2 separate regions of the Homo sapiens genome follow, and region 2 is linked to region 1. A link is an interaction called in ENCODE POLR2A ChIA-PET data of the cell type or tissue named here. Cell type or tissue: B cell. All regions are shown on one strand. Links, peaks and the distances in the headings refer to the core of each region. The heading gives the core; the rest is flanking DNA. Region 1 holds the start of SUN2 (Sad1 and UNC84 domain containing 2). Region 2 overlaps TPTEP2-CSNK1E (TPTEP2-CSNK1E readthrough).

Evidence for each region. ChIA-PET counts read pairs that join two places held together with the same protein. Peaks named below come from ENCODE experiments on the same cell type or tissue, not always from the same donor. Only the 100,000 strongest peaks of a DNase experiment are listed, where the experiment ranks them.
Region 2: POLR2A ChIA-PET joins it to region 1 with 5 read pairs; 1 of 35 experiments calls an interaction of 5 or more read pairs at or near these places.

Annotation. Positions count from the first base shown.
Region 1 is chr22:38,755,628-38,768,234 of GRCh38, reverse strand. SUN2 (Sad1 and UNC84 domain containing 2) reads left to right here and starts at 12,237. Exons shown (of 18, transcript NM_015374.3): 1 at 12,237-12,472. RefSeq lists enhancers at 6,665-6,714, 7,315-7,364, 7,195-8,019, 10,956-11,095 and silencers at 11,854-12,403, 12,514-12,607. In B cell, for the core only: no CTCF peak of the experiment used is centred there; DNase peaks (open chromatin) are centred at 7,024 and 9,524; H3K27ac peaks cover 765 bases.
Region 2 is chr22:38,363,602-38,376,208 of GRCh38, reverse strand. All of the region lies in intron 3 of TPTEP2-CSNK1E (TPTEP2-CSNK1E readthrough), which reads left to right. It also overlaps the pseudogene TPTEP2. Among named protein-coding and RNA genes, the nearest start is that of TPTEP2-CSNK1E, 29 kb to the left of the region's middle. In B cell, for the core only: no CTCF peak of the experiment used is centred there; a DNase peak (open chromatin) is centred at 6,868; H3K27ac peaks cover 1,643 bases.

The DNA.
Region 1 (12,607 bases), core at 4,904-9,903:
CCTGCGGGCTTCAGCTCCTCCTCTTCCCACTCCGAGCTCACCCCATGTTGCCGCTCAGTATTGCCGGTCTCACAGGGCCCCTGAGGGCAGAGGGGAAGGTGCTCAGGTCCTGTCCAGGGAGACACCTGGGACCTGGTGGTCCCATTGGCAATCATCACCCACCTCTTCCTCCCACTGCTCTTGCCTCCACACTCCGAGGCCCCTCCTTTCAGAAGGTTATTCCAAGAGCTCCCACCTGGGTGCCCAAATCTCATTGCCCCAGTGCTGCTGTCCATGCTGGGTGCCTCTCTGGGAGCTCGTGGGAGTGACTGGTTCATCCTCTTCCCCCAGGGGATAAGATAATGGAATTGGATGGGGAAGCTCTGGGGAACACTCCAACATTCCCTCCACAGCATCTTCGGATTCTTCACTTAGGTTTGCCTAAAGTGGGGCAGTTCTGAGCTCCCTGCAGGGGAAGGGGGCTCCCTACCCGCTGTAGGATGCACAGGCCCCAGCATCTGCGTTTAGGGAAAATGCAGGCAGGGCCAGCCCCTCTTGGCATCCTTTTTGTGGCTGGGAGTGTCACCTATAGAACAGAGTCCACCCCACCCTGCAAGCCTACAGTCACCCTGAAAAGGGACCCTGGCCTGCTCCGTACCGCCCCCTCCTCCTCAAAAAACAACCCCCTCCCAGGAGCGTCCCTCTAGAACCGCGTACAGCTGTGGGTGCACCTGAGGAGGCAGGGCGGGGAAACAGCGGCCAGGTGCGCTGCCAGGATCATACAGCTAATGTGGCCAAGCAGACAAGTAAGTCCAGAGCAGGCTCAAAGCCTCGTGTTCTTGAGGGATCCAGGCCCATTTCCCCCAACTGTAGAATGGCCTGCCTGTGGGCTGTTTGGGGAAGGAAGCCAGGGGAGGAAGGGAGGTGGGCATGTGCACAGCCCTGAGCCATGTTCTCACTGTGGCCTATCCACAGCCCCTCAAGGCAGACGTCACTACCCCACTTTTAGCAGGTAAAGGAGCGAAAGCCCCGGGAGGTGAAGCTGCGCCCATGGTCTGTCTGGAAGGTGTCCCTGGGGCTGTGGAAGGCGTGCCGCGGTGGCCCCTCCACCCAGGACCAGCAGTGGCCATCCCTGGCCTAGCATGAGTGCCCCTGCCCTCTGCCAGGGTATCCTGACGTCAGTGGGACTCCGGAGCAGAGGGCCAGGGAGGGAATGGGCCATGCAGCTAGCTATGTTTGGGAGTGTTCCAGGCAGGTGGATCACCTGAGGTCGGGAGTTCAAGACCAGCCTGACCAACATGGAGAAACCCCTCCTCTACTAAAAATACAAAATTAGCCAGGCGTGGTGGCACATGCCTGTCATCCCAGCTACTCAGGAGGCTAAGGCAGGAGAATGGCTTGAACCCGGGAGGCAGAGGTTTCGGTGAGCGAAGATCGCGCCATTGCACTCCAGCCTGGGCAACAAGAGCGAAACTCCATCTCAAAAAAAAAAAAAAAAGAAAAAAAAGAGGAGCGACCTGAAGCAGGACTAAAGAGACTATAAGGACATTACGTGATTATGTGAGTCCTGGTGTGACCCCACAAATCCCTCTTCTCTGCACCAGAGGACAGCCCTGCGGGGTCTCACTCACTGGGAACCCCATGCCTGGCACAAGATAATGAAAGCAGTCAATGGCCATGCCCTTCTCTTGGAGAACAGAGGCCCAGAGAGGAATATGGACTGAGCCAACATCCTTCCCTGAGTTCAGGGTGCACATGGGGCCATGTCTGCTGACAGCCCTTCGGCCTTTCCACGAGACCCGAGCCTATGAGACATCAATCCCCCTTCCCTGGGCCCAGCCTGGCCAACCACTGCCCCAAGACTGGGGTGGGCCCGGGTCCACCGGAGCTCCTCAGCCAAGCTATGCCCATGACTCTCCCAGCTGCCCCTAGGGGGAGACAGACTCGCCTGCTGTGCCTGGGTCGGAAGGATTCCCGCTGCTCATCCTCATCCTGGATACAGGTGGCAGGCGCCAAGCCAGGGTGAGTCACAGGGCAGCTGGCCAGGCCAGTTGTCTTTTTTTTGTTGTTGTTGTTTTTTCTGTGGCAGCAGAATCCCTTTTTTCAAATCAATTTGCCCAGGGAACCCCAGTGTGTCAACCAGAGCAGAACAGCTCTAGTCGAAGTAGGGGGAGTCGGCAGGGATCCTGTCCTCAGATCTTAGGGAACATTCTGGCAAACTGCTGTCTGGCCACCTCCTCATTCTACCTGTGGGCCAGTGAGGCTCAGAGAGGTTTGGGCTTTGAGTAGTTGGTCAGAATGGCTGGCAAGCAACCAGCCCACCTACCTGTAGCCTGTCCTAGAGCACTGGATGAGAGCAGGGGCTACTGACTCCCAGCTCATTGGGTGGCCCCTGAGCCCCACTGAGCCCCACTGGAGTCCCCTGTGGCCCCTTCCCCAGGTTGACAGAGCCTTTCCCAATCTGAGCACTTCCAGGGTGACAGTGGCTGCAAGGGCTACATGGTGAGCCCCCCACTGTTACCCCAAGTGGCCTGGGGGAGCCCCTTTCCTACCTTTTCTCCAGGAACCTTCAAGGTCCCAAGGCCTAGCAGAGCTCCTCAGGAGTCTGTGTGTGTGTGTGTTTCGATGTATCCAAGTGTGTCTGTGTGTCTCTAATGTATGTGTGTCTATGTCTTTGTGTATCTCTGTATGTGTCTGTGTGGGGTGTGTGTGCACCTGTGTCTGGAGGTGAACAGAAACCCCTCTTCGTCTCTCCTGAGCGCTGAGAGAGCAGGTGAGAGCCTCCCCTGGGGTGTTCTGTCCTCTGTCACCGTCCATGACCTGGTGATGTCTATGAACCACCACAAGTGAGGTTCCCAGGACTTTAGACACAGACTCAGAGTCTTAGGCCTGGGGAGGGCCCAGGGATACTCAGCCCCACCCCTTCTTGATGCTAAAATGTGCGGCACAGATTATTCATTGAGTCATACTATTTTATTTTATTTTATTTTATTTTATTTTATTTTATTTTATTTTATTTATTTATGTTTCAGACACAATCTTGCTCTGTCGCCCAGGCTGGAGTGCAGTGGCATGATCTCGGCTCACTGCAACCTGCACCTCCTGGGTTCAAGTGATTCTCATGCCTCAGCCTCCCGAGTAGCTGGATTACAGTCGCCCACCGCCACGCCCGGCTAATTTTTGTACTTTTAGTAGAGATGGGGTTTCACCATGTTGGCCAGGCTGGTCTCGAACTCCTGACCTCAAGTGATCTGCCCACCTTGACCTCCCAAAGTGGTGGGATTACAGGCATGAGCCACCACACGCAGCCAAGTCATAATATTTTAAATGATTTTTTAAAAATCATTTGAAATAAAAATAATTTCATTTAACCTTCGTAGTAACCCCACAAACACTCTTGTCCTCTGAGAGGTGGGTGGCTGATGAGGTCCTGTAACGCATAAGGGGCAGCTTCTGTGGACGAGGTTCCACTCCCACACCTGAGGCATGGCTGGTGGGGTCGGGGTGGCCATCCTGCTGCAGGGACAGTCCCCTTCTAGTTCTCACCAGGGCAGAGGGTCACTGAGGCTGAGGCCAGGGTGGCTTCAGTTAGAGATCCCTGTGGCCCCGATACCCAGCGTCCTTCCTGAGGGTTGGGACAGCATCGTCCACCCCAAGGACTAAAAAGCAGGGGGTGTTTCCGGCCGGGCACAGTGACTCACGCCTGTAATCCCAGCACTTTGGGAGGCTGAGGTGGGTGGATCACGAGCTCAGGCATTCAAGACCAGCCTGGCCAACATAGTGAAATCCCGTCTGTACTGAAAATACAAAAATAAAAATAAAAAATTAGCCAGGCGTGGTGGTGGGAGCCTGTAATCCCAGCTACCCCGGAGGCTGAGGCAGGAGAATCACTTGAACCTGGGAGGCGGAGGTTGCAGTGAGCCAAGATTGCGCCACTGCACTCCAGCCGGGATGACAGTGCGAGACTCCGTCTCAAAACAAAAAAAAAAGCTGGGGGTGTTTCCAACAGCCAAAGCCGGGATTGTTTTTCAGCTGCCTGGGGTTCTTTCCCCAGCTGCCCAGCCTGGCATCTTTTCCAGCACAAGAGTGTGGAAGGAGGAGTGTCCCCAACCCCTGTCCGGTGGAGTAGTGTTGCCATCGGACGTGGACCAAGCCAGGCCTCCTGCCCACTGTCGCCAGCTTGACCTTCAGGGTCACTCTGCTTCACAGACAGGAGGACTCCCCAAAGACTGCGTGAAAATCAGCCTTTGTTTATAACACGCTCGCGAGGCTAATAATGAAAAATGAGAGAAGGTGGGGGAGCCTCCACCTCAGCTGCCCTGGTCAAGAAGCCTTGGACTGGCTGGGCGCGATGGCTAATGCCTATAATCCCAGCACTTTGGGAGGCCGAGGCTGGTGGATCAACTAAGGTCAGGAGTTCGAGACCAGCCTGGCTGACATGGCGAAACCCTGTCTGTACTAAAAATACAAAAATTAGCTGGGTGTGGTGGCACATGCTTGTGATCCCAGCTATTCGGGAGGCTGAGGCAGGAGAATCGCTTGAACCCGTGAGGCGGAGGTTGCAGTGAGCCAAGATTGTACCACTGCACTCCAGCCTGGGCGACAAAGCGAGACTCTGTCTCAAAAAAAAAGAAAAAAGAATCTTTTCCCCTCAAGTCCAACAGAGCTTAAAGGTGAAAAAAAAAAAAAAAAAAGGCCAGACGCGGTGGCTCACGCCTGTAATCCCAACACTTTGGGAGGCCGAGGTGGGCAGATCACAAGGTCAGGAGATCGAGATCATCCTGGCTAACACAGTGAAACCCCGTCTCTACTCTCTACTAAAAATACAAAAAATACAAAAAAAAAAAATTAGCTGGGCGTGGTGGCAGACGCCTGTAGCCCCAGCTACTCGGGAGGCTGAGGCAGGAGAATGGTGTGAACCCAGGAGGCGGAGCTTGCAGTGAGCCGAGATTGGGCCACTGTACTCTAGCCTGGGAGACAGAGCGAGACTCCGTCTCGAAAAAAAAAAAAAAAAAAAGAAAAAAAATCTTCCCCCAGCGGACCCAGTGGAGTTACCAGGATGTAATCAATTCCTCCAGAACAAGTGGTGACAACACGGGACACCCAAAAGAGACTCAGTGCCCGGGGTTCAGCCCAGGGGCTGGTTCATGGGCACCCTCTGCCTGGCACGTACCGGAATTCCAGCCCCCCAGAAGGAAAGCCGGCGTGCATCGTGGACACACTGTGTGTAGAAACAGTTCTGGCACTGTGAGCTGGTCTTCTTAGGGAATGGTGGGAATCCTCCCAAAATCCAGCTTCCCAGATGCCAGCCCAGGGCCAGCCTTGCAAGCAGGCCTTTGTCTCCAGCCTGCTACATTCATTCTTTTCTACACAGTTAGCGGGGAAGGAGGGGAGGGGAGGCCATGAGGCAGAGGGGCAGATAGAGGCCGTGTCACGGGGGCCTCCAGGCCATGGACTTGGCCGTGGGGCTGATGAGCCATGCACGGATGATCGGCTGCAGGCAGGTGGCCGGGTCCAGCCCCTGCTTCAGGAACATCCGCCTGGCAGCTTTGTGGAGGCTGGAGCGGAGAGGAGGGGAGGGGGCAGCCAGGAAGCTGCAGAAACCATCCAGAGTCAAGTTCAGGGATTGAAGCTCACTGGAGAAGAGGACAGCGTAGCAAGAGGCCCCATGGGGGCAGAAGGCCCGTCTGTCTTGGAGGAGGAGGCGGGGCTGTGCCAAGGGGGTCCCAGGGGGAACGGTTTGAGCCTGTGGGAGGGAGAGGGGGGCACAGGATCCAAAAAGCATGTCCTGGGCAGGACTTGGGTGGGCATGGGGTGGGGGCAGGAACCTGGCGCTGAGGGAGCTGAGGAGGGGTGGGGGCTGGCCTGGGGAGAGGCCAGAAGGAGAAGATTAAGAAATTGCCTGAATTACAAATCACCGCAGCCACCTTGGCCCTAAGAGCCAAGCCGTTGAGAATCAAACAGAGGAGGATGGGGTCACCGAGAAAAGAACCTGGGCACAGAAAAGGAGGCGAAAACAGGGGAGCTCCGAGCACCCCAGACTCAAAGAAGAGAGGGAAGACCATGACCCAGGGGACCCTCAGAGCCCGTGTGGCCCAAGCTCGGGAAGCCAGTCCAGGGAACAGAGGAGAGGTCGCCAGAGCAGGCATCAGTTCACACACAGACACACACTTGCACACACATTCACACAAACATGCACACACATTTACACACATATTCACACACATACACATTCACACATTCACACAAACATGCACACACATTCACACACATAATTCTCACACATTCACACACGCACACTCACACATTCACAGTCACACACTCGCACACACACATTCACACACACTCCCCACACACACTCCCCACACACACTCACACTCATACACACACACTTGCACACAGTCACACAAACATGCACACATTCACACACATAATTCTCACACATTCACACAATTCTCACACATTCACACACACTCGCACACATACATGCACACATACATTCACTTTCACTCCCACACACTACCCCACACACACATACATATTCACACACTCGCACACACATTCACACACACTCCCCACACACACTCACACTCATACACACACACATTCACACACTCTCATACATACACTCACACTCACACACACTCTCACCTTCTCACACCCACCTGGAGGTGAGCCTCTCCTGGACATGGAGGGGAGGGGACAGCCCTGGTCCATGGCTCAGTTGATCCTGCCCCACCGTCCCTCCCTTCAGCATCAACAAGGTGCCCTCTCCAGCCCACAGCTCCTGGCCACTATGCCCTACCGCAGAGCCACTTCCTGCGTCTCAAGCCCCTGAGGCCCCGGGCTGGCAGCCGCAGGCCGTCCTGCATATGACGCACAGGTGCATGGACAGGGCCCTGGGAGGTGCCGCCCGACGTGCTTGACTGCAGAGCCGAGTCAAGCCGAGCTGGGCAGCTGCCCACATGCAGCTATGTGCCATCAAGGCCACCCACCCAGACTCCCTACACCTGGATCCCTCTGGCTGTCGGGAAGCACCGTCCCCAGGGAAACAGAGGCACTGGGGGAGGGGCAGTGGGCACAAAGGAGGACTGAATGAACTGGGGTCCCAGGTTCAAATGCCCTCAGCCATAACCAAGGCCCACCAGCCCTCCGGCTTCCCTGGGGACCACCCTCAGTGACTCACTGCGTACAGGCTGCAGTGCTGACAGCTGGGTGCTGAGTGTCCCTGCATGGGAAGCACACAGGCCACACCCACAGCAACACTGCTGTGAGAACTGAAGGCCTAGAGGGTCCTCCCACCTCCTCTGCCTCCACAGACACCTGGCAGGGAAGGGAGCAGGACAATTACTCCCCCTGCTCTACAGACAAAAAAGCCAAGACCAGAGCAGGGGTTGGGGGCTGCAGCCCTGCAGGAGGGAGAGGTGGGTAGACCGGGGAGTTTTTACTGGGGTCGGGGGCACTCGGGTTGTGCTATGGCGTTCCAGCTAGCCCAAGGGACAGAGCTGGAGGTTGCAGTGACAGGGCTGGATGGCCAGAGGCGGCTCTGCCAGCTGTCTCCACGCAGGGGGCCTGGTTCATCTGGCAGCTTCCCCACCAGTGAGCTGAGCGCTCTCGCTGCTATCCCCTCTGCCTGGTACTCTTGTCCCCTCTGTCCCCGGCTCCTCCTCTTGCCCTTTCTTTCTCCAGAGGTCTCTTTCTCCAGCAGCTTCTCTGACTCCCCAAGTCTGGTTACGAGAGTCAGGGCCAGACCAACTCTCCACTAGGCACAGCAGGCCCAGGGCCAGGGCCATGAATTTTCAGGGGCCGACATAAATGTTTTAATTATTTGTTTAATCAGAAGGGAAAAAAATGGATATAACCTAGCCGGCTTGTGGATACTGACATAGTTGCAAAACACAATACTTAATACTTTTTCTGGAGGAGGGGGCCCATGAAAGTCACACTGGGTCCCTTTGAGCCCTGTGTCCCTCCTGGGCACGAGTCTGAAGTGTTGTGATGATCGGCTCACATGACTGCCTTCTCCACCAGACAGTGGGCCCCGGGAGGGCAGGGGCATGTCTTACATTGTCAGAACAGGCAAGCGGTAAGTATTTGCTAAATAAATAAATGCTTATAAATAAAAAAAAAATAGCCTTGATTGCTAGTTAGTGACAGTTAGCAATCCTTGCCCAGGGCCAGGCACTGTACTGAGCTCCCATGACACAGACACATTGATATCATCCCCGTTTTACAGATGAGGACATCAAGACAATGAAAGGTTAAACCTGCCCACGTCGTTCACCAGGAGTGTCTGCATTCCAAGCCTGCTCTCTGGACCACTGGCCCAGAATGTCCCCACAGAAGGTGGAGCACCTGGTGGATGTATGAAGAGGCTGAGTCCAGGAGGAACACCCTGGACATGGGGCAAGCAGGCTATGTCAGCCCCTGAGTTCTGGCCCATGGATCGGTGCCCTCGGGAGCTCCAGCGCTGCCCCAGCCTCCCTTGTGAGTGTACAGCCAGCTCAGGCCTTCCTCCATGTGGGCAGCACACACTCAGCCAGCTACTGTGCTCAGGGTGTTGGTGACAATGACGGCTAATTGGAGCTTACACCTACCGAGTGCCAGCTGACTGCAACCTCTGCCTGCCGGGTTCAAGCAATTCTCTTGCCTCAGCCTCCCAAGTAGCTGGGATTATAGGCATATACTACCATGCCCAGCTAATTTTTTTGTATTTTTAGTAGAGACAGGGTTTCACCATATTGGCCAGGCTGGTTTCGAACTCCTGACCTCAGGGGATCTGCCTGCCTTGGCCTCCCAAAGTGCTGGGATTCCAGGCATTCATCACTGCACCCGGCCAAAAGATTAGAATGTCATCAGGCAGAGAAACAAGGAAAGGCGTTCCAGGCTGAGGCACAGCCTGAGTAAGGGCTCAGGAGTAGGAGAGGCCTTGGGGTGAGGCCCCAGGAGTGCAGGTGAGGCCTGCAGGAGATCTGCGTCTGCAACCACACTGGGGAGCTGGTGATTTAAGACTGGGAAGCTGCAGTCAGGCAGTCGCTCGATGAACGTTTATTGAGCATTTATTAGGAGCCAGGTACTGTAATAGGTGTGGGGGACAGAGGTGACTAAGGCACAGTCACCCATAAGAGTCTGGCCAAATCTCTGCATGCCTAAGACTGTCCCCCTCAGTCAGGGACCCACGTTGTGTTCCTGGCACCCTAGCTGACCCACTTTGTAACCTGGATCCCACGCCTGCACTCCTCAGAGTAGCCTTCTTCCATAAAATGAGTTTAACTGCGGTTGTCACCTGGTGATGGAGCTCTTTGAGCTCTTAGGATGAAAGATTCTGTAAATACGCAGCCTTTGTCACCAGACTGGGTGGGGTGGAATAGGGAGCCCACATCAGATCCCCAAGGGTGCAGAGAAACAGCCCCCGGGAGTTGGAGGGAGGGTCGGTCGCCAAGCTCCCCTGAGGTTACCGCCCTCTGACAGCTGCCAAGCGAGTTCCTGCAGCCAGAATGCCTGACATGAAAGTCCCCCGCCCCCGCCAAGGCCTGCCTGTGATGGTTAAATGACAGACGCCGACACCCTGGCTGCTGACTGATGCTGACAGCAGGGAGGGAGATGTGGAGCTGGCCTGGGTTGCAGGCAGGTGACTGGAGGCTCTTCCTTAACTCGTGTTCATAGGACGCTGAACACCCACCACGACCTGTCACTGTCCAGTGTCCATGGGGGAGGCAGACAGGCACACAGCACATTCCACCATCACGTGGGGTGTTAGAGGGGAGGCCCTGCTCTCTGGCAGCACAGAGAAGCCCACCTGACAGATGATGGGTCCAGGACAAACCAAGGGCCCAACCTCCTCCCGTCTCCCCGCAAAGATCATGGTGATAAAACCCCTTTGGGATGAAGTAGTTCAGAAGTCCTTTGCCCATGTGACCCTCATGCAAGAGAAAATGAAGGCCAGAGAGCCCCATTGACTTGTCCAAGGCCACAGAGCTCATTGGTGTGGCACACAGGACACTTATTATTATTCTGATTCCTTGGCTTGTGGCTTCATCACTCCAATCTCTTCCTCCATGGTCACATTGCCCTCTGCTCGTCTTCTCTGCCTCTCTTTGGTTTTTTGTTTGTTTTGAAACAGAGTCTTGCTCTGTCACCCAGGCTGGAGTGTGGTGGCTTGATCTTGGCTCACTGTGGCCTTGACTTCCCAGGCTCAAGCTATCCTCCCACCTCAGCCTCCTGAGTAGCTGGGATTACAGGTACACACCACCATGCCCAGCTAATTATTTTCTTTTTTTGTTTTTCTTTTTTAGAGATGGGTGGTGGGGGGGGGGGGTCTCACTAATTTGGCCAGGCTGGTCTCAAACTCCTGAGCTCAAGCAATCCACCTGCCTCAGCCTCTCAAAGTGCTGGGATTACAGGCGTGTGCCACAGTGCCCAGCCCCTATCTTTCTCTTAAAGGGTTACTTGTGTTACACTTAGGGCCCACCCTGATAATCTAGGATAATCTCATTTCAAAATCTTTAGTCACATCTGCAAAGTCTTTGCATGTAGATAACAGTCACAGATTCCAAGCATTAGTACCGAATTCCTGTAGCGACCATTATTCTGCCTGCTCCCAGCCCCCAGAGGATGCAGAGTTTAAGAGGGGCCTGCCTTCAGTCAGCCTGTGGGCATGAGCCTCACATATCCACTCAGCACATCCTGGGAGGGGACCTGGACTCCCCCCCGACCCCAGCAAGGCCAGACCCCCCTGTCTGCCAGGACCCCCGGAGAGGGGGAAGCAGGCTGTGCAATGGAGGAGGTAGGATGTGGCAACTCCATAGAAGTGGTTAGGACAGAATTCTGGAGTTGCGCATCCCAGAGATGAGGAGTCAGAGAGGCCCTTCCCCTACCTGGATGCTGCCCCTACGTCTGATTTGAATTCTCCTTTCATTGCTCCATCCAGCAGACACTCAGACCAGAGCCAGGCTCGGTACCAGGCTCTGGAGAGCTTGTCCATGTCCTCAAAGAGCTTGCAGTCTAAACCTAGGAGTGATAATGGCCAGCACCGTGGTCTCCAGGAGGGTGGAAGAGCAGGAGACTCTTCTCTTTCCAGAGCAGGCAATGGAGGCCCAGGAAAGGGGACTGTTCTTGTCTGGAGTTGGGCTGAAGCCGCTTTAGCATGAGGGTTTTGCCTTTCCTCAATCCTCCGACCCCACAGCCTTCCTGTTCCTGCCTCGGTGATTTTGTCATTCTTGTCTCGTTTCCTCTTGGTACTTTAAAAGTAAAATAACGACTGTTCATCTGCCCTTAGAAGGGCTGGCACAGAAAGAGATTCATCCCAAGCTGTGCACCTGCTCTATCTGTACAGTTGGCGGATGGGGAGCCAAGGAACAGGACCCCCGGAGTCAGGCAGCATTTTACTCAAACGCTGAGCACTCGTTCCAAGTCTGAGTAAGGTAGAAGAATGAGTGGCCAGCCCTGCCTTCCCACAGCTCAAGTGCAGCAAGCACCGTCCTTAAAACAGAAGAGCTGGCCGGGCGCGGTGGCTCATACCTGTAATCCTAGTACTTTGGGAAGCCGAGGCGGGAGAATCACTGGAGCTCAGGAGTTCGTGACCAGCCTAGGCAAACATAGTGAGATCTCGTCTCTATTTAAATAAAATAGAAAATCTGTTTAAAACAAACAAAAAATAGAAGAGCTGTCGTGAAACTTGGGTGCTCTGGGTAAAGCTTGGGAAGAGGCAGGGCCTCCCAGCATGTCTGGAATCCCCAAATTAGCAACCTGTTTCCTTGTCTGAAAAATGGGTGTAGAAATGGCCGGCTAAGAGGACAACGGCACTGGTGCCGGGTGTTGAGCAAGCCCTCGACAGCCTCACCGAGAGTGCACCAAGGGCCACCCGCGCGCTGCCGCTCCCAGGGCTCCCACCCTCCCCTCGGACGCCGGCCTGGTGAACCAGGCTGCAGGCGCGCGTGGGAGCGCTCAGAGCTGTCTCAGGTGTTCTGAGCCGCCAGATCGGGAGTCCAGTGCCCTGCTGAGCCCGAGCCCCAGCACAGGCTCCCGTCGCGTCCTCCCGCAGCCCGGGGTCCCCGCCCGCCCAGCGCCTCCCACGCGCGGACTCCTAGGCTGAGCGCGCAGGGCAGCGGGGCCCACGCGAGGGCGGGGCGAGCCGGGGCTTTGTGTTCAAACCGGCCAATGGGTGGCGGCGGTGGGCGGTGACGGCCGGCGGGGCCTGACCAATGGGCTGCGGCCTGTCAGCGTTGACTGACAGGCGCACACATACAGAGTCGGCCACACGCGCGCCGCCCGGCCCCACTCGCGCAGCGCGGGCCTCCGCCGGCCGCATTGTCCGCCCGCCCGCCTTGTCCCGCGTCGCCGCTCTTCGCGTGCCCGCGCGCCCCGGGCCCGGCCGCTGTGTCGCCCTGAGCGGAGCGCCGCCCGCGGGATCCCCACGCGGAAAGGGGGCGCGCCCCGGCGGCGGCCTGGCCTCGGACGCCCCCGGCCGGGCTAGAAGCCGCCGCGGCAGCAGGTGAGTGCGGGCGAGCTCAGGAGAGGGTTGGGGGGCCGCGGCCCGGCCTGACCCCGGGTCACCGTCGGGCCACTCGGGCGGGGCCGCGCCGCCAGGCCTGCTTCCTCCTCTCCGGGACGTGCTGGGCCGGATCCA
Region 2 (12,607 bases), core at 3,970-8,969, 390 kb after region 1:
TGGTCTGGATAAAGGATCAAACCAGCCACAGCATTCCCTTAAGCCAAAGCCTAATCCAGGACAAGGCCCTCACTCCCTTTGATTCAATGAAGCCTGGGAGAGGTAAGGAAGCTGCAGAAGAAAAGCTTGAAGCTAAAAGTTTGGTTCATGAGGTTTAAGGAAAGAAGCCATCTCCATCACATAAAAGTGCAAGGTAAACAGCAAGTGCCGTTGCAGAAGCAGCAGCAAGTTATCCAGAAGATCTAGCTGAGATAATTGATGAAGGTGGCCAAACTAAACAACACATTTTCAATGTAGACAAGATAGCCTTTTATTGGAAGAAGATGCCATCTAGGACTTTCATATTTAGAGAGGAGAAGTCAACGCATGGTTTGACATCTTCAAAGCACAGGCCAATTCTCTTGTTAGGGGCTAATGAAGCTGGTGACTTTTAAGTTGAAGCCAACAATCATTGACTATTCTGAAAATCCTGGGGCCCTTACGAATTATGCTAAATCAAGCAAGATGGGTGACTAGAGATGCCTGGTGCTCATCTCCCCTACAAGAAAGAATTGAGGCAAGAAATACACATCTAAGATTTGATTAGAATATCAAAGGGATAGTCCTGGAGTGCAGCAAAGGAGTGGAGACACACCTGTGGTGACTGGAAGTTGCCACAGCATGGAAGCACTCAGCCTGTGCAGCCCCTTCTGCCCCATCTGGATTGAATTGGCCCAGAGACAGGAGAGACTTCTCATTGCAGGGTGAAGGTAGGCAGAAGATCCCTGTCACCCCACTGCCATCACAAACACAAAGTCTTTACAACAGGAGAATCTCACAGTCTTTGCAAGCCCTCAGGCCAGTTTGGAGTATTGCCAAGAATTGACACAGCTGCATGTCCTGGACTAGGAGTACAAGGTGAAGACTTCCCACCCCCAGAGACTTAAGCTGCAGCAGCACAGCACCATCTTGAGACCAGAGTCATCTCTTGAGTGTGCCCTCCTCTGGGGGCAGTAGCCACTGTGCCTCTCCAGCACTGGAGCTTTATCTTCAGTACACCAAGCCCACATGGGTGGGTTAAAGCCACAATCCCAGCTGTGTGGAGGTTGGTCCCAGGACTGGCTGTAACTCAAGTAATGCATGCAGGGAAATCAACCCCCACCACCACACTTCCAGACAGAGGAATAATCTGCAGTCCCATCCAGGGTAAATTCACTCTTAAGACAGCCAAACCACTACATGCCCTCTCCCAAGTGGGAGAGGCCCCTAAGCCTCTGAGCAGCTGATACACCCCCAGGTCAACAGAGTGACTATGAGCCCATGCTCAGGACCTGAGAAACAGCCTTGCAGGCCCCATCCACCACAGACATGCTCCTGGCCTGCCCAGGAGCCCTCTGCCTTTAATAAGGGCCTGAGAAACAGTCCCACAGGCTGCCCCCAGCAGGCACACCACCGAGTGGGCCTTGCACCTGTCTCTCAGACCTGAGAGACAAGCAGCTGTGTATGCCCAAGTCTCAGGGCCAAGAAACAACCCTGGGAGCTTACTCTGGCCAGCAGACTGTCAGGCCAGCTAAGCAGCCACATACCTATGTCCCAGCTTGAGGAACAGCCCTTTAGGCCACCCCCGACAGAAACACTCCCAGGCCAACTAAGCAGCTGTGCGACCTTGCATGAGCCTGAGAAATAGTCCTGTATCCATTCCCAGCAGATGCACCTCCAGACCAGCCAATCAGCCATGAATGTCCATGTCCTGGACCTAAGAAAGAGCTCCATGGGCTACTCCCAGAAGACATGCCCTTAGGCCAGCCGAGCAGCCTCGTGTCCACATCCTGGCTCATAGAAGCAGTCCCCTGGGCTTCCCCTGGCAGGCACCACCCAGGCCAGCTGAGCAGCAGTGTGCCCACATCCTGAGCTAGAATAGCTCTATGGACTACCCCCAGCAGACACACATCCGGGACAGCTGAGAAGTCATTTGACTGTATCCCAGGCCTGAGAAACCCCCTTCTTGGCCAGCCCTGGCAAAGATATTTTCAGTCCAGCTTAGCAGCTATGCAGCTATATATTTGGCCCATGAGTTTCCCCCCAGCAGACTGGCCACAGGCCAGATGAGCAGCTGTGTACCCACATACCAGGTATGGGAAACAGCCCTTCAGGCCACTCCTGGAGTGCATTCTTCCAGGCCAGGCAAACAGCTGTGTGCCTGCATCCTGGGCCTGAGAAACTGTCCTGCAAAGCACATCTGGCAGTCATGCCCTGGTTGAGCAGCTGCATCCCCATGCTCCTGGCTAGAGTGACAGCACCATGGCCAGCCGCATAAAGCCATACTCCAAGTTTTCTGACCCACTGTGTGCCTGCACACACCCCTACCCTGCGAAACAGCCCAGTGAGCCCACCCCTGGCAAGGCTGCACCACCATCACTACAAACTTCCTTAACCTAGGCCACTGAGTAACTTGCAAATGTTACTAGTGTGGATCACAGCTGAATAAACTACATGGAGACTACACTTACTGCATCCATGTAGAACCAAGGCCAGTATACCCCAATGAACAGACATCCAAGACCCATTCATACAAATAAATTCATACAAGTAAACCTACTCCATAAAATTGGAAAAGGTGACTTTTTCACCAGATGCATAGAAATCAATTTAGAAACACAGCAACCGTGAAAATGCAAGAAAACATGTCACCTACAAAGGGAAATAGTAATTATCCAGTAATAGAACCCAATCATAAACATATGAAATGGCAGAAAAAAGAATAATCTTAAGGAAACTCAGTGAGATGTAAGGTAATACAGATAGACAAGTCAATGAAATCAGGAAAACATGATTTGAAAGAGAAATTTACTAAAGATACAGATATCATAAAAATAACCAAACAGAAGCCCTAAGAGCTAAACAGTTCAATGGATGAAATGAAAAAATACAATCAATGGCTTTACAGACAAGAATAAGCAGAAGAAATAATTTCTGAACTTGAAGACAAGTCTTTTGAAATAACAGGCAGGCAAAAAAGGATAAAAAAGAATGAAAAAAGCCTACAGGATTTATGGGACACCATTAATTTGATCAAATATTCATATTATGGGCATTCCAGAAGGAAAAGTGTAGAGAAAATATGAGGAAAACATATTTAATAAAATAGCATGAAACTTCCTAACTCTTGAGAGAAAGCTAGACATCTAGTTCCAGGAAGATCAAAGAACCCCAGATACATTCAACCCAGACATTATAGTCAAATTGTGAAAAATCAAAGACAAAGATATTTTAAAATAGCAAGAGAAAAGTAACACACTTATAATGGAATCCCCATTAGACTAACAGCTGATTTCCCAGCAGAAACCTTAGGCTAGAAGAGAATGGGATGATATATTCGAAGTTCTGAAAGAAAAAAAATCTTTCGGCCAAGAATATTATACCCAGCACAGCTATCCGTTACAAATGAAGACATAAAATCTGTCACAGATAAACAAAAACCAAGATAATTCATCACCACTAGACCAGCGTTACAAGAAATGCCCAAGGGAGTTTTACATCTGGAAGTAAAAAGATGATAACCACCATCATGAAAACATGCAAAACTTTAAAAGTCACTGTTAGAGTCAATACATAAAGGAGAAAGAGAAAGGAATGAAACCTTATCACTACAGAAAACTACCCAACTTCAAAAGTAAACAGGAAGAAAGGAATAAAACATATACAAAACAACCAGAAAACAATAAAACGTTGGAAGTAACTCCTCACCTACCAATAATAACTTTGAATGTTAATAGATTAAATACCCCATGAAGGATATAGACTTACTGAGTGGATTAAAAAATAAGATCCAACTATATTTTATCTAAAAGAAACTCACTTTACTGGTAAAGAAACACATAGACTGATAATGAAGGGATGGAAAAAGATATTCTGTGCAAATGGAAGCCAAAAGTGAGCAGGAATAGCTATACTTGTATCAGACAAAACAGAGTTCAAGTTAAAAACCATAAAAATTGACAAACAAGATTATTATGTAATAATAAAGGATTCAGTTCAGCAAGAAATATAATTGTAATATGTGTATAATTGTAAATATGTATGCACTCAAACACCAGATCACCTAGATATATAAAGCGAATATTACTGGATCTAAAGAGGGAGATAGACCCCATTACAATAAGAGTTGGGCACTTCGTATCCCACTCTCAGCATTGGACAAATCATCTAGACAGAAAATCAACAAAGAAACATCAGACTTAAACTCCACCATAGACCAAATGGACATAAATAACAAACATATACAGAACATCTCACCTAACAGCTGCAGAATACACATTCTTTTCTTCAGCACATGAAACATTATCCAAGATAGACCGTATGTTAGGCTACAAAACAAGTCTCAACAAATTCTATCAGGTATCTCATCTTACCACGATGAAATAAAACTAGACATTCATAACAAGAGGAACATTCAAAACTATACAGACATATGGAAATTAAACAACATGCCCTTGAGTTACAATGAGTGAAGAAAGAAATTAAGAATGAAATTTAAGAATTCCTTGAAACAAATGTAACTAGAAACACAATATACCAAAACGGGACAGAGCAGAAGCAGTTATTAAGAAGTATGTTTTTAGCTTCAACCATGTCCCTACAAAGGACATGAACTCATCATTTTTTCAGCAAACTATCGCAAGGACAAAACACCAAACATCACATGTTCTCACTCATAGGTGGGAATTGAACAATGAGAACACTTGGACACAGGAAGGGGGACATCACACACTGGGGCCTGTTGTTGAGTAGGGGGAGGGGGGAGGGATAGCATTAGGAGATAAAACTAATGTAAATGACGAGTTAATGGGCGCAGCACACCAACATGGCACATGTATACATATGTAACAAACCTGCACATTGTGCACATGTACCCTAGAACTTAAAGTATAAAAAAAAAAAGAAGTATGTTTTTAGCAATAAATGCCTGGATCAAAAAAACTAGAAAACTTTCAAATAAACCACTGAACAATTCTACCTCAAGAAACTAGAATATTAAGAACCAACCAACCCCCAAATTATTAAAAGGAAATAAATAATGAAGACCAAACAGAAATAAACAAATTTGAGGCAAAAATTACAAAAGGTTAACAACAAAAAGCAGGTTTAAAAAATATCAACAAACCATTAGCTAGACTAATTAAGAAAAAGGGAAGACCCAAATAAGTAAAATCAGAAACAAGGAAAAGAGACCTCATAACAGATATGACAGAAATAAAAATAATTATTAGAGACTATTATGAGCAACTCTACAATAAATTTGAAAACCTGGAGGAGGTGGACAAAATCCTTGACCCATACGACCTACCAAGACTAAACCAAGAAGAAATAGAAAAAAACCTGAACAGACCAAAAACAAGTAACGAGATTGAATCAGTAATAAAAAGGCTTTCAACAAAGTCCAGGACCTGATGGCTTCACCACTTAATCCTCACTTGTGAAAGGAAGAGTCATTTGCCACAGCAAACTTCATTGTTGTCCTATCTTAAGAAATTGCCTCAGCCACTCCGACCATTGGCAACCACCACTCTGATCAGTCAGCAGCCATGAACATGGAGGCAACGCCCTCCACCAGCAAAAAGACTATGACTTGCTAAAGGCTCAGGTGATCATTAGCATTTTTTAACCAATAAAGTAGTTTTTAATTAAGGTATGTACATAAGTTTTTTGAACATAATGCCATTGCAAACTTAACAGGCTACAGTGTAGGGTAAACGTAACTTTTATATGCACAGCAACCCAAAACATTAGTGTGAGTTGCTTAATGCAGTTTTTGCTTTATTGCAGTGGTCTGGAATGAAACCCACAATGTCTTTGAGATATGTCTATACACATTATTTATATATTATATATCTGTATACATATTCTTTTATATATCTTTATATACATATATATAGAAAGAGACAGAGAAAAGAAGATAAAAATATGCAAAATTCAGTGTTGGGAGTATCCATGAGGAAAGAGTTGCTGGTTAATGATTGTAATTTTCTTTCTTAAATATTAGGTCTTCCAGTGAGCTAAGTCATGTTTACTATATCCTTTAGATTCATGGGATTCTTGTTATTCAAATATATTTTTCATCACTATTTTGTGTAGCAAATATCTAAGGATACATTTTTGCATTTTTTTTTTTTGGTGGCTAAAGAATGTTAGAACGACTTTCCAAGTTTGAAGTTGGAGATGCTGAAAATGTTGCTTCATATGAGTAAGTCAGTTTGAAGTTTGAAAGGAGGGAGCTATTGATGGATCTCTTATCTTTAAACAGGGCTTCCGCTGAGGCAAGAAGGAAAAAGGGAAACTATGGAAAGATATCAAAATGTATGGGTGGGAGGGTACACCGTATTTACTCCAGTTGAATTCTTAGACAAGTATTATTTTGAAAAAAAATTCCATCCATTCAGAAATAAATGTTCTTCTAGCTTGAAAATGTAAAAAGTATTCTTAGAGGAAATTAATTCCATTAAAAGTTTTTTTAAAAAAAACAGGAATGCAGAATGCTACTTAACTCATCAATAGTGAACGTTTCTCATTTTTACTGGATATGGTGTGATTCCCAATTTTGTAGATTTTGCCTATGAGCAAATAGTATTGATAGCAAAAGCAAACATATTTTGCTGACTAAAGACCTCTTTATGCTCATTGGGATTTTATTCTTATTTGTTTCTAATCTCACTAGAGTACTTCCTGTTGCACTGACCTGAAGGCATTTTATCATGTACTTACTGTAATGAAACAATACATTCTTAAACTGGCTTGTGTCTGAACTGCAGACATATTCAGGAGATTTTTCTTCTGCTTCTTTCTTGCCCAGTTGTATAACCATTCACCAGCTTGTGTCAATGCTGGAGAGGAAGTACGGCCATAGAGGAAGTTAACTCACCATGGTTGTAAGCTGTTGGTGTCTAAACAAAGATTGGAAACAAAGAGGGCAAATACAAGTAGTTCTTCAAATTACCCTGAATTTGCCACTGAATTAAACTGTGTGTCTGCAGATTAGCTATACGTTTTCTGTAATGGAGCTGCCCAGGGCTGAAACAAAATTAGATTAAGCAAGGCAAGCATTTCCTTCTTTCCTGACTCCAAACAAAATAAAGCAGGTTTTCATTTTATTTTATTTTTAAATTACAAAGTCTCATTACGTAGATATAGGAGGAATTTGCAATAGTCCCTGTGAGAAATGCTGGTGTTTCATACCAGGGGGATGATACTGGATTTATAGTAAAAGCTGGAATCAGTGCTTGGCTTTGGCATATCATATATTCATTCACCTGATACTCAGCAAGTCACTAACCCTCTTTAACTTTCAGATTATTCAAATGTAAACTGGCTATAATGCAATCTATGTACTGGATATTGTATTGTAAAAAATTAGTAATAAAACGAAAATAACATGCAAAAATACTTCGAAAACTCTGTAGATCTGTAAATAGGTTTTATTCTAAAAACTGAAAATAACGTAAGAGGTCATTAAAGGAAAATCAGAAAATACAATCAACAAATCTACCCACATATAGTCATTCTTAAGCTTTGATGCATGCACTTCTAAGTTCTTCAAGCATATACTTTTTTTGTTTACAGATATGAGACCATACTTATTCTTTTGTAAATAACCTTATTAATGACATCATTTTTTTTGTTAATATATATTCATGTGCACTTACAACATTATTTGTAACAGTTGTGTGATATTTCATGGTGTAGATGTGCTATATATAATTTATTTAATAGTCAGATATTGCTGAACAATTAAGTTTTTTACAAGTTTTTAACTGTTACAAAAATGAATATATTTGAGGCTAAATCTCTGTATATTGTTGGTTATTTGCTTGTTATAAATTCTCAGAAGTGGAAATTCTGTGTCAAAGGGAATGATTGTGACGCTATTGATACTGATATGTGCTTTAACATCAAGATGCAAAGTGTACATTTCTCCCCTCCCACACTTAACACTAGCCATCATTGATTTCTCTGATATTAGTAAATATATTTGTTCTAATGCACGTTCTTTGACACACCTTCATTTATCCTTTTCTGTCTTTGGACTGAAAAGTTAAATCTATTGATCCTTTTTCTATTTTATGTAATATAAGCAATTTCTCCCAGGTTGTCTTGCTTTTCACTATATAAAAGCATTTCATCCTCATGTAATCAAATGTATCTGTACTTTTCTTTGTGATTTTGCCTTTAATGTTATTCTCAGAAAGTCCTTCTTACCCCAAGATTTTAAACATATTCACCAAAATTTCTGTTTTGAATTTATTTTCTTCATTTAAATAAAATATCTGCCCTGAATTTACTTTGTCTTAAGGTATAAAGTGTAGAAATTTACTTTTCTCCTAAGTGACTCATAGTTTTTTCAGCATGAACATGTCATCCCCCTGTATTGTCCTTACCCTGTTTTAGTGATCTAGAGGGAGCAGGAAGACCAGAGTCACTACAGTGTTTTTCGTGCTTTTCATCATGGCCACCTCCCTACCCCCAGAGTCTGCACAAGAGAAAAATGTGTCCAGTGGGAGAGATAGCACCTGCCTTCAATACAAATCCCATTTCATTAAACATGGTCTTGTTAGTGTCATGTAGCTTCCACCTTCTATTGATAAAAAATGAGTCATGTTCATAGTTAATATTTTTGCTTTTAATTCAACTTTGATATTAATATTGGAACTTTTAAGTGTTTTAAGGTTTAGTATCTCATATCTTTTTTTCTCTCTCTTTTTTTTTTTTTGAGCCGGAGTCTCGCTCTGTCACCAGGCTGGAGTGCAGTGGCGCCACTCAGCTCACTGCAACCTCCGCTTCCCAGGTTCAAGTGATTCTCCTGCCTCAGCCTCGTGAGTAGCTGGGACTACAGGCACGCACCACCACGCCCAGCTAATTTTTTGTATTTTTAGTAGAGATGGAGTTTCACCATGTTGGCCAGGATAGTCTCGATCTCTTGACCTCATGATCCACCCACCTTGGCCACCCAAAGTGCTGGGATTACAGGCGTGAGCCACCGTGCCTGGCCTCTATCTCTTTATTTTTGAATTGTCATTTAAATTTAGTTTTTGTCTCTCGTGTATAGCATGTAATGCCTTTAATTTCAAAGTTATCTGAGAGTATTTCTCAATATGCAGTATGAGAGTAATATGTTTGTATTTATGATTTCTGGTACGTTTGGTTTTATTTATCATCTTTTTCTTTATTAAAAATACTTTGATATTTTCTTTGTAAATTTGTCTATATTTTGCAATTAATTGATTTGTTTTTATCCCTTGCATTTTTTGTTGATATGCAAGTCAGAAGCCCATTTCTAGTCTATCAATGTTTATATTTAAATGTTTAGAAAACATAATTATACCATTTTATCCATCAATATCGAGAATAAAACTGGACTTGTACCTGTGAAAGATAAGAAATGCAACCTGCCTTTACTTCTATCTTCTTCCACACCTTGAATCCTAGTGTAAGAATGCCTAAAAATTCAAATCAATACTATTATTCATGATTTTATATTATCTTTACTTTCAGAATCATTTATTTACATTTTCACCTGCTACTTTTCTTTTATTATTATACTGTAAGTTCTAGGGTACATGTGCACAATGTGCAGGTTTGTTACATATTCGTGCATGTGCCATGTTGGTGTGCTGTACCCATTAATTCGTCATTTACATTAGGCGTATCTCCTAATGCTATCCCTCCCCCATCCCCCCACCCCATGACAGGCCCTGGTGTGTGATGTTCCCCTTCCTGTGTCCAAGGGTTCTCATTGTTCAATTCCCACCTGTGAGTGAGAACATGCAGTGTTTGGTTTTCTGACCTTGCGATAGTTTGCTGAGAATGATGGTTTCCAGCTTCATCCATATCCCTACAAAGGACATGAACTCATCCTTTTTTATGGCTGCTTATTATTCCATGGTGTATATGTGCCACATTTTCTTAATCCAATCTATCATTGTTGGACATTTGGGTTGGTTCCAAGTCTTTGCTATTGTGAATAGTGCTGCAATAAACATACGTGTGCATGTGTCTTTATAGCAGCATGATTTATAATCCTTTGAGTATATACCCAGTAATGGGATGGCTGGGTCAAATGGTATTTCTAGTTTTAGATCCTTGAGGAATCGCCACACTGTCTTCCACAATGGTTGAAGTAGTTTACAGTCCCACCAACAGTGTAAAAGTGTTCAGTTTCTCCACATCCTCTCCAGCACCTGTTGTTTCTTGACTTTTTAATGATCACCATTCTAACTGTCGTGAGATGGTATGTCATGGTGGTTTTGATTTGCATTCCTCTGATGGCCAGTGATGATGAGCATTTTTTCATGTGTCTGTGGGCTGCATAAATGTCTTCTTTTGAGAAGTGTCTGTTCATATCCTTTGCCCACCTTTTTATGGGGTTGTTTGTTTTTTTCTTGTAAATTTGTTTGAGATCTTTGTAGATTCTGGATATTAGCCCTTTGTCAGATGAGTAGATTGCAAAAATTTTCTCCCATTCTGTAGTTTGCCTGTTCACTCTGATGGTAGTTTCTTTTGCTGTGCAGAAGCTCTTTAGTTTAATTAGATCCCATTTGTCAATTCTGGCTTTTGTTGCCATTGCTTTTGTTCACCTGCTACATTTTTATGCTACATTAACAATTATTATTTAGACTTACCTAATTTTGAGTTTATATTATTTATCATCTTTTCTCTGTAAGTCATCTTCCTTATTTCTGTGTTCTTCATTTTGATTCATTGCTCAGCTGACTCAAGCACTTTGAGTAATTGTTTTTAGGAAAGGTACATGGAGGCTATGCTTCGTGTTGCTTCATGTTGGAGTATCTGTCTGTTGTTCCCGAGTGTGAACCGTACTTTTCCTGGGTATGGATTTACTGAGTCATAGTTATTTCCCTGCAAACTCTGCACATAACTGCTTGAAGCTGCATTTACATAGTATACCTTTTTAACCAAAAAAGTCTCAATTGTGTATTTACTTGGTATAGTTTCAGGGGACACTCAAACAGATTAAGGGGCTAAAGCCACCCAAGCCACTTCTTCATGCCTTCGTAATCTGTCAGACTTGGTTCTGTATGGTGACATTGTCAAGTGAGTTCAGATTTATGACATTTCCTTGATACCCAGAGATCTAGTAGACTGTGTGGGATCAGAGGTTCTTGTAGTAAGGGAATGGCAACTTGAGGAGAGAATTCACCTCTTTTGGCCAATTGATCCTCCATCTATATCAGCCTTAACTCTCCAAGCCTGGGTGGAGGTGGTGGGTCCAGGTGGAGAGGGGAAGATTAGAAGGATTGGGGATTTCCTTTATCTCAGGTTAACCTAACATCATTCATCAAAGGCCAATTTTGTTTTTTTTAACTTTTATTTTAGGTTTGGAGGTACACGTGAGGTTTGTTACATAGGTAAACTTGTGTCAGGGAGGTGTTTTTTTTTTTTTTTTACATATTATTTCATCATCCAGGTATTAAGCTCAGTACCCAAATAGTTATCTTTTCTGCTCCTCTCTCTCCTCCTGCCCTCCCCACTCAAGTAGACCCCAGTGTCTATTTCCTTCTTTGTGTTCATCAGTCCTTATGATTTAGCTACCACTGATAGGTGAGAACATTCAGTATTTGGTTTTCTCTTTCTGCACTAGTTTGCTAAGGATAAGAGCCTCCAGCTCCATCGATGTTCCCACAAAATACATGATCTCATTCTTTTTTTATGGCTGCATAGTATTCCATGGTATATATGTACCACATTTTCTTTATCCAATCTGTCATTGATGGGTACCTAGGTTGATTCCATGTCTTTGCTATTGTAAATAGTGCTGCAGTGAACATTCATATGCATGTATCTTTATAGTAGAATGATTTGTATTCCTCTGGGTATCTACTCAGTAATGGGATTGCTCAGTCAAATAGTTCTGCTTTTAGCTCTTCAAGGTATTGCCATAGTGCTTTTTACAGTGGTTGAACTAATTTACACTCCCACCAACAATGTGTAAGTGTTCCCTTTTCTCTGCAACCTTGCCCGCATCTGTTATTTTTTGACTTTTTAGTAATAGCCATTCTGACTGGTGTGAAATGGTATCTCATTGTGGTTTTGATTTGCATTTCTCTAATCTGTGATATTGAGCTTTTCTTCATATGCTTGTTGGCCACATGCATGTCTTCTTTTGAGAAATGTCTGTTCATGTCAAAGGCCAATTGTCAGTGCCCCAGTTCTGCTCAGTATCTGCCCTCTTTGTTCTCCAGTCTTAGGCACAGGCTGTGAGCATTGTCTTAGGATTCATGGCTCTTGGGGTGGAATTTGAGTCCTGTGTTGGAGGCTTCAGTATGACAGAAACTTCCTGAAGACTTCTCCTACTGAAGCCTCCTGTGTTGGAGGCTTCTCCTCCTGAAGAGCTTCCAACACAGGAGGCTTCAGTAGGACAAAAAAAATTGTTCCTCATGAGCTACCTTGTCTCCAGCCATAAGGTAAAATGAGGCATTATTGGAGGCTCCATCAAACAGGTTCTCCTTCCTTTGATTAATGGAAGGAGCCCAGTCTTTCGGGTGTTTCTCCTTTGAAGTATATCTTACTAAAATGTCTTACCTCTGAAGTTCATTTGCAACCTCATATGCGACTCTTG